Linked DNA regions of Homo sapiens: region 1 is linked to region 2. The links are chromatin loops, found by intact Hi-C in ENCODE. Cell type or tissue: chondrocyte. All regions are shown on one strand. Links, peaks and the distances in the headings refer to the core of each region. The heading gives the core; the rest is flanking DNA.

Evidence for each region. Peaks named below come from ENCODE experiments on the same cell type or tissue, not always from the same donor. Only the 100,000 strongest peaks of a DNase experiment are listed, where the experiment ranks them.
Region 1: it touches region 2 in a loop (5-fold over the local background); 1 of 110 quality-filtered maps calls a loop at or near these places.

What each region holds. Positions count from the first base shown.
Region 1 is chr6:95,738,753-95,743,159 of GRCh38, forward strand. No RefSeq gene overlaps it. Among named protein-coding and RNA genes, the nearest start is that of MANEA, 160 kb to the left of the region's middle. In chondrocyte, for the core only: no CTCF peak of the experiment used is centred there; no DNase peak of the experiment used is centred there.
Region 2 is chr6:95,667,735-95,672,141 of GRCh38, forward strand. All of the region lies in intron 2 of LOC107986543 (a long non-coding RNA gene), which reads left to right. Among named protein-coding and RNA genes, the nearest start is that of MANEA, 92 kb to the left of the region's middle. In chondrocyte, for the core only: no CTCF peak of the experiment used is centred there; a DNase peak (open chromatin) is centred at 2,537.

The DNA of each region.
Region 1 (4,407 bases), core at 313-4,312, 71 kb after region 2:
TTGGTTTGATATATGAAAATTCATGAATGTAATACACCTCATTAACAGAATGAAGGAAAAAACTCACATTGTTATCTCAATTGATTTAGAAGAAGCATTTGACAAAGTTTAGCATCCTTACTTAAAAAATGCTAAAAAAAAAAACTGTGTCAAGATAATGAAATATATATTGAAAAAAACTACAGCAAATTCAAAACTCAATGGTGTAAATCTTAAAGCTTTTCCTCTAGGATCAGGAACAAAGCAAGAATGTCTATTTGTGGCACTGCTATTCAACATAGTATTCAAAGTGCTAGCCAGAACAATTAGGTAAAATAAAGAAATATAAAGACCAAAATTGGAAAGTAAGAAAATTATCTATTTGCAGATGATATGGTCTTAGATGTAGAAAACCTTAACGATTCTACAACAACAACAAACTGTTAGAACTAACAAATGAATTCAGCAACATATCAGGATACAACATCAACACACAAAAATCAAATGCTTTTGTTTGCATTTGCCTTACATTTATTAGGCTGTCTAGCATCAAAAAAAAAAAAATAACAAGTGTTGGCTAGAATTTGGAGGGACTAGAACTCTTGTGCACTTTTGGTGGGAATGTAAAATGATACAGCCACTGCAAAAAAACAGTATGGTATCCTGACATGGAGCCTCAAATACATTATGCTAGGTGAAATAAGCCAGTCACAACAAGACAAATACTGTATAATTTCACATATATGAGTAGTTAAGATCACAGAGACAGAAAGTAGAATGGCCTTTGCCAAGGGCTGTGAGGATGAGGGAATAAAGGATTATTATGTAATGGGTATAGAGTTTTAGTTTTACAAGATGAAAGAGTTATGGAGATAGATAAATGTGATGGTTCCACAATATTATGAGTGTATTTAATACCATTGAACTGTACACTTAAAATGGTTAAGATGGTACACTTTATGTTATGTATATTTTACCACAATGTTTTAAAATGGGAATAAAAAAGTACTGTTTATGTCTGAAAGTTTTAGCACAATCAGAAGAATGCGTTTAATACCAAAAACAGACCCCAGGACATTATCTCTAAGCATCAGCCAGGCACATGCAGTGGAAAGTCATCTTATGACAATGAACATTCATACAAGAAATTTAACTGACCTCTTCCCTTAAATGTCTTCCTTCCTGTCACATCTCTACTTCTACTTACGAGTGAGTTATTATGGTTATTGAGGCAGGGTGGAAGAGATGAGAATAGAATGACCATACCAACCATCTCCACTGCAAACTGCAAGTTTACTTACTATGCGCAGTGACTGGAGAAAGGGAGAAATTTTGCCCTTACATCAGATTTGATGTTGTGATAGGTTGTATTGTCTTCCAACAACTTTTTTTTCCCACTCTGCCTTTATCTTCTCCCTCATTTCACTGTGGTAATAATTTTTCACCTCACTAATTCTGAATCTAGCCATGTCAGTTTCTGAGGCTGATGTAATAATAGTGAGTGTAATAAAATCAGGGGCTTTAAATTATATGTTTGCATGTTTGTTTCTATGTCTTGCACTTACGCTATTACCTTGAGAAGCAAATGTCCTGGGTACTAACTGACTGAAGAATGATAGAGACAAGTGAGAAAGACTTCAACTGAATCAAAGCCTCATATCCAGCTTAGACCAGCTGAGCCCAGGAGAATTCAGGAGAACTGTAGTTGCTCCACAGACTTGAGAGCAAGAAACAAATCTTTGCTGTGGAAGCAACAGAAATTTTTGATGTATTTTTAATGCACCAATAAATTGACTATTGCAAACATTTTTATTAGTGTGGAGAATTGCTTGTTTTAATGACTTGAGATATTAAAAATTTAATATATAGAATGGGAGAAAATATTCACAAACTATCCATCTGAAAAGGGATTAATAACCAGAATATATAATAATAATAAAAGAATATATAACGACCTCAAACAACTGTATAGGAAAAAAAATCTCATAATACAATTAAAAATGGGCAAAAGATCTGATTAGACTTATTTCAAAAGAATACATACAAATGGCAAACAGGCATATAAAAATGTGTTCAAAAATCTTTGATGATCAGAGAAATTTGAATCAAAACTACAATGAGACACCATTTCACTCCAGCTAAAACAAGTTTATCCATCAACGATAAATGCTGGCAAGGAAATGGAGAAAAGGAAACCCTTTATACTATATTAGTCCATTTTCACACTACTATAAAGAAATACCAGACACTGAGTAATTTATAAAGAAAAAAGGTTTAATTGACTCACAGTTCCAAATGGCTGGGGAGGCCTCTGGAAACTTACAATCATGGTGAAAGGCAAAGGGGAAGCAAGCTGGGACCTTCTCACATTGAGGCAGGAGAGGGAGCAGAATGAGGAGCGAAGGGGGAAGAGCCCCATATAAAACCATCAGATCTCATGACAACTGACTCACTATCATGGGAACAGCATGGGGGAAACCGCCCCCATGATCCAATCACCTCTCACCAGCTCTGTCCCTAGACACGTGGGGATAATCGGGATTACAATTCAAGATAAGATTTGGGTGGAGCCACTGAGCCAAACCATGTCATATACTGTTAGTGGGAATGGAAATTAGTACAACCACTATGGAGAACAGTTTGGAGATTTCTCAGAAAACTAAAAATAGAGCTCCCATGTGATCCAATCCCACTGCTAGATTATACCCAAAAGAAAGGGAATCAGTATATCTAAAGGATATCTGCACTCCCATGTATATTGCAGCACTATTCACAATAGCCAAGATTTGGAAACAACCTAAGTGTCCATCAACAGATAAATGGAGAAAGAAAATGTGGTACCTATACACAATACAGTATTAGCCAGCTATAAAAAAAGAATGAGATCCTGTCATTTGCAATAACATGGATGGAACTGGAGGTCATTATGTTAAGTGAAATAAGCCATGCATAGAAAGAGATAAGTTTCACATGTTCTTACTTATTTGTGAGAGCCAAAAATTAAAACAATTGAATTCATAGAGGCAAAGAATAAAATGATGGTTACCAGAGACTAGGAAGGGTAGTGGCACGGTGAGGTGGAGTGTACGGGGTGAGTGGGGATGCTTAATAGGTACAAAAATAGTTGCAAAGAATGAATAAGATATATTATTTGATAGCACAACAGGGTGACTATGGTCAATAGTAATTTAACTGTACATTTTAAGATAACTAAAAGGGTAGAATTGGGTTGTTTTTAACACAATACAAGGATAAATGGTTGAGGTGATGGATACCACATTTACCCTGATGTGGTTATTACACTTTATATGCCTGTATAAAAATATCTCATATACCCCATAAACATATACACCTACTATGTACCCACAAAAATTAAAAATAAAAAAAAATGACTAGAGAACTTTTAATTATCTAAAAGTGAGTTTTAAAACTATGAGGCCAGTTAAAGATAGATTATTATCAAAGGAAAGAGAAACTTTTTTAATGACTACATGTTAAAAGGACAAAGGGAAATAAGTCTCAAATAAGTATTGTATATTATTGGGTACCAAAAGTTCACTTGTCTACTTTTCTAATTTTTGAATAGTTTTTCTGGGTAATAAGCCATTTTTCTATTTAAAAGTACAAGCATAAACAATAAGTACAGGAAACAATGCTTGTTTTCAAACCCTTTGCAACATAAACCAATAATTAATAGGCACAAAAATAGAATATACTTTTTTCAAATTTACAAATGCCTAGAACTAACTCTGAACAAGGACACAACCTGAATTAGATTCACTTGTGTGAAAAAATGCATTTTCAAGTTTACTATAATACTTTCTAATGCTGAGTATGAAGAAAATAATGAAAACATCTTTTTGAATCATAATTCAATTGAACTTGGCCCACATATGTTGCAGGCTCTTACATCCACTTATTATAAAGAATTTATGAAGGTCATGGTCCAAGACAACATACACTAGAATGTTCTTTAGGTGTATAACAGTATATAAAGCAAACATTTTTATTACAGACATTAGCTGCTGGGGTTATGGTGGTATGCTGGTACATTATGCTAAATTAATACATCTGCTCATATAATCTATCCAGCAGCAACCTCTCTTTTAAATAACAGAGAGCAAAAATTTTCTATAAATAGTTTTCTTCACATCAGTCTGAGACCAGGCCTATTTCATACAAGATAATAAGGTGATGTTAATCTTTTGATTTTTTTTCTCTCTCTAGCAGATTACATCCTATTTTAAATTAGACACAAACAAAATCTTACAGGAAACATAATTAGATGTGAAATTGCTTTAAAGCATCTTTGTCTCTGGAGGAAGCTTTTCACCCTCTGTGATGTGCTGGGATGTATCTAATCTAATGATCAGCTGCCACCAAGTAATTGAATATCCTAGAGCTTGAACTGCTAGGGAGCCTATGCAT
Region 2 (4,407 bases), core at 247-4,246:
GTATACATATGTAACTAACCTGCACAATGTGCACATGTACCCTGAAACTTAAAGTATAATAAAAAAAAAAAAAAGAAAAACAAAAAAGAAAAACAAAACAAAACAAAAAAAAAATAAAAAGCAAAATAGAAATGAACAAGAGGGAGTTCATGAAGAGAAGGGATATGGTCTAGGTTGCATAAAGTCTATCTAGTATAAAATAGTCTTATATGGGAGATTGCGGCCAAATTCCAGCTAGTACTAAAGAATGATTTCTCTTTTCTCTTTCTTCTGTTTATCTTTTTTGGGGTCTAGCAGAAGGCCCATTCATGGTGAGAAGTGGAGAATATAAGGATCATAATCTCTTTCACTGATTGTGACTTCCAGAGAATCCTTTGTTTCTTTAATTTATGAAACTCATCATACTTGCAATTATTTGGTTAATGTCATTATTTCCTGGCAGAAAGTAAATTTGGGAAAGCCAAAGTTCCATTTTTAGTTGCTTTTTTTAATTGCATATCTCCTAATGCTGGCCATTATGCATGACATAAAGAAGATAATAAATGTTGTGTAAGTGAATGAATGGATAGACGGATGACCAATAGTGTTTGTCTCTCACTTGATTTACTATAATATCCACCATTTCCTTTAGATACCAAGTTTCTATTGGTATGGCTCCCAGATTCATCCCCTAAAGTACTGATTTCGTTATGTCCCTTCATCGTCATTGATAGGATAGATACAGATTCAGCATGCTAGTCGAGATTTGTCACTCTTTGGCCTTAACCTTTCTTCACAACCCAATTTACTCCTACTAGCCTAGCCTTATCCAGTGCTTCCTCTAAACTTGTTTACTGTTTTTTCAATAAAACTACTCTCCAACCATTCCCTTCTTCTCACTGCTGTTCCTGCTATCGAGAATGCAGCCATTTGAAATCATCTTCATTTTTCAGAGTCTTACTCAACTGTTAAACTCAGTAAGAAATCTGCACTGATTTATTCCAATTTCAGTTTGCTTAATTTTTCTCAAAAAATTAGCATACCTTCACTTGTTTTATAATTTTCTATGTCTTTTGGATCTCATAAAATCCTGTTATGTGAACAAATAGAAATTGTGTTTCTCATTTATCTCTTCCCAGATTATAAGATTTGTAAAGCTGTTGTCTATAGTTCCTTTATTCTTATTTCCACTTTGAATTATTTTAGACCTGGGAAACACTCGAGAATGTAGTAACTGAAAGAATGAATTTAGTAAAGACTCCATTATCAAAAATGCCCCAGAGATCCTCCTGGTTCAAGAGTGATCCTCCCACCTCACTCTCCCAAGTAGCTGGGAATACAGGTGCAAACCCTCACACTTGGCTAATCTTTTAATTTTTTGTAGAGAAGAGGTCTTTCCATATTGCTTTGACTGGTCTAAAATCCCTGGCCTCAAGTAGTCCTACTTCAGCCTTTTCAGTTGCTAGTATTAGAAGCCTGAGCCTCACCCTCCTTTAAGCTGTGAGAATTTTTGTTAATATTTCAAGGAAGCTTTCCTACCTCCATGATAATTGTTTTCAAGGCCTCTTAGAGTCTTATCACATGTGACAGCTTTATGGTTAAATGCTCAGTGATAATCCTCTCCGCAAATTCTGGTGGTCTCTCTCTGTGTTTGACCCCTTCAATTCTGCCCTGTACACTTCAGCTACCTTAGCTTCCCTGATCTCTGATTGCTGAGTCACTAACTGAGCAAGAATGCCATCCTTATATGTGTTTCTTCTCCTTATTTTCTACTCAGCAATGTGCATCCAGGCAGAAAGCCGGCACAATTATACGTATATTTGCTACTTTCTTTATGGGCAAATATTCCACCTCAATCTATTGTCTAACATCTGAACACAGTTGCTTCATAAATGTTTTCCATTTATCTAGCTTTTTGGGGGTTTTTGTTGTTTTTGTTGTTGTTGTTTGTAGGAAGAATAATTTGGTACCAGTAATTCCATCATGCCCAGAAATGGAATTACTCAGATACAATTTTTATTCACACTTTACAGATGAGAAACCTGAGGCTCAGATAATTAAATAATTTGCCTCAAGTTACATAGATATTGAATGCAGAGCCTAAATTCAAACATTAATCTCTTTGACATGAAACCTATTATCAATCCATGGTACTGAGAGGTGACAATGTGCTGGCGGCCCTCGCTTGCTCTTGGCACCTTCTTGGACTTGGCGCCCACTCTGGCTGTGCTTGAGGAGCCCTTAACAGCCGGCCGCTGCACTGTGGGAGCCCCTCTCTGGGCTGGCCGAGGCCGGAGCCGGCTCCCTCAGCTTGTGGGGAGGTGTGGACAGAGAGGCGCGGGCGGGAACCAGGGCTGCGCACGGTGCTTGCGGGCCAGCGCCGAGTTCCGAGTGGGCGTGGGCTCAGCAGCGGGCACTCAGAGCAGCCATCCAACGCCCCCAGCCCTGGGCAGTGAGGAGCTTAGCACCCAGACCAGCAGCTGTGGAGGGTGCACTGGGTTCCCCAGCAGTGCCTGCCTGCCGGTACTGTGCTGGAATTCTCGTGGGGCCTCAGCTGCCTCCCTGTGGGGCTGGGCTCTGGACCTGCAGCCTGCCATACCTGAGACTCCTCCCCGACCCCATGGGCTCCTGCTCGGCCGGAGCCTCCCCGACTAGCGCCACCCCCTGCTCCACGGTGCCCGGTCCCATCGACGGCCCAAGGGCTGAGGAGTGTGGGCTCAGGGCACGGGACTGGTGGGCAGCTCCGCCTGGGCCATGGTGCAGGATCCACTAGGTGAAGCCAGCTGGGCTCCTGAGTCTAGTGGGGACTTGGAGAACTTTTATGTCTAGCTAAGGGATTGTAGATACACCACTCAGCACTCTGTGTCTGCCTCAAGGTTTGTAAATGCACCAATCAGCACTCTGTGTCTAGCTCAAGGTTTGTGAATGCACCAATCAGCACTCTGTATCTGGCTAATAAGGTGGGGACTTGGAGAACCTTTATGTCTAGCTAAGGGATTGTAAATACACCAGTCAGCACTCTGTGTCTAGCTCAAGGTTTATAAATACACCAATCAGCATGCTGTGTCTAGCTCAAGGTTTGTAAATGCACCAATCAGTGCTCTGTGTCTAGCTAATCTTAGTGGGGACTTGGAGAACTTTTGTGTCTAGCTCAGGGATTGTAAAGGCACCAATCAGCACCCTGTCAAAATGGACCAATCAGCTCTCTGTAAAACAGACCAATCAGCTCTCTGTAAAATGGGCCGATCAGGAGGGTGTGGGTGGGGACAGATAAGGGAATAAAAGCAGGCTGCAGGAGCCAGCAGTGGCAACTCACTGGGATCCCCTTCCGCAGTGTGGAAGCTTTGTTCTTTCGCTGTTTGTAATAAATCTTGCTGCTGCTCACTCTTTGGGTCCGCACTGCCTTTATGAGCTGTAACACTCACCACGAAGGTCTGCAGCTTCACTCCTGAGCTAGCCAGACCAAGAACCCATCAGAAGGAAGAAACTTCGAACACATCCGAACATCAGAAGGAACAAACTCGGGACGTGCCGCCTTTAAGAACTGTTAACACTCTCCTGGAGGGTCTGCGGCTTCCTTCTTTAACTCAGTGATACCAAGAACCCACCAATTCCGGACACAGTACTACACCTTTTCTCATGAACAAATAGGACTTTTCAGATTCACGGTCTATGGAACCTCAATATTAACTGTAGTAGCCGTGATAGTAGTAATAGCAATAGCAATAAGAAAATGGAAAATTTAATATGGCAATAATAATTTACAATTTACAAAGTAATTTTATGCATTTATCATTGAGTCTCATGAGCCTTCCAAATTTCCTCACTTTCTGCTTGTTCTTACTACTGCCCCACCTGTGCTCAGGAAAACTCTGTAACTTTTACTGTTTCCAAGAGAAGGTGCACACTCCCACATTAACGTGACACTTAGTTCCGCGACTGCTACGTGAGATGGGAGGGAGATCACTCTTTGGCAGAAAAGGAGATTCACTACTTGGCAGAAAAGTAGATTCCTGTATTTCTTAAGGGTAGAAATACTGTAGCTTAGATCAAAACAATCTGATTTTAGCGTACTTGATGGCTTCTGAAAGCTGACGTATAGCATGGTGGATTTTACAGACTTACAGAATTTTGTTTTAAAAGATGGTTTATTTGTGCTTTTCTCCTAGTTGGTTCAATAATCACATTATTGAATTTAAAAAAAAGCTGAAATAATATAAAATAGGAAAGTATCCAAGGCTTTGGTGATTTGAGATTATGCCCATAGAATCAAACGTTGAGCATTCTAGATCCAGAAATCTAGGGTAGAATTGTATTAACATGAAGCTGTAACGAATATGAAAATTACTGTTCCATTTTGTGTTTTAAATTACGTTATTTTAAAGCTTCTCAATCACATACATTGTATCATCCAAACACATCATTCTT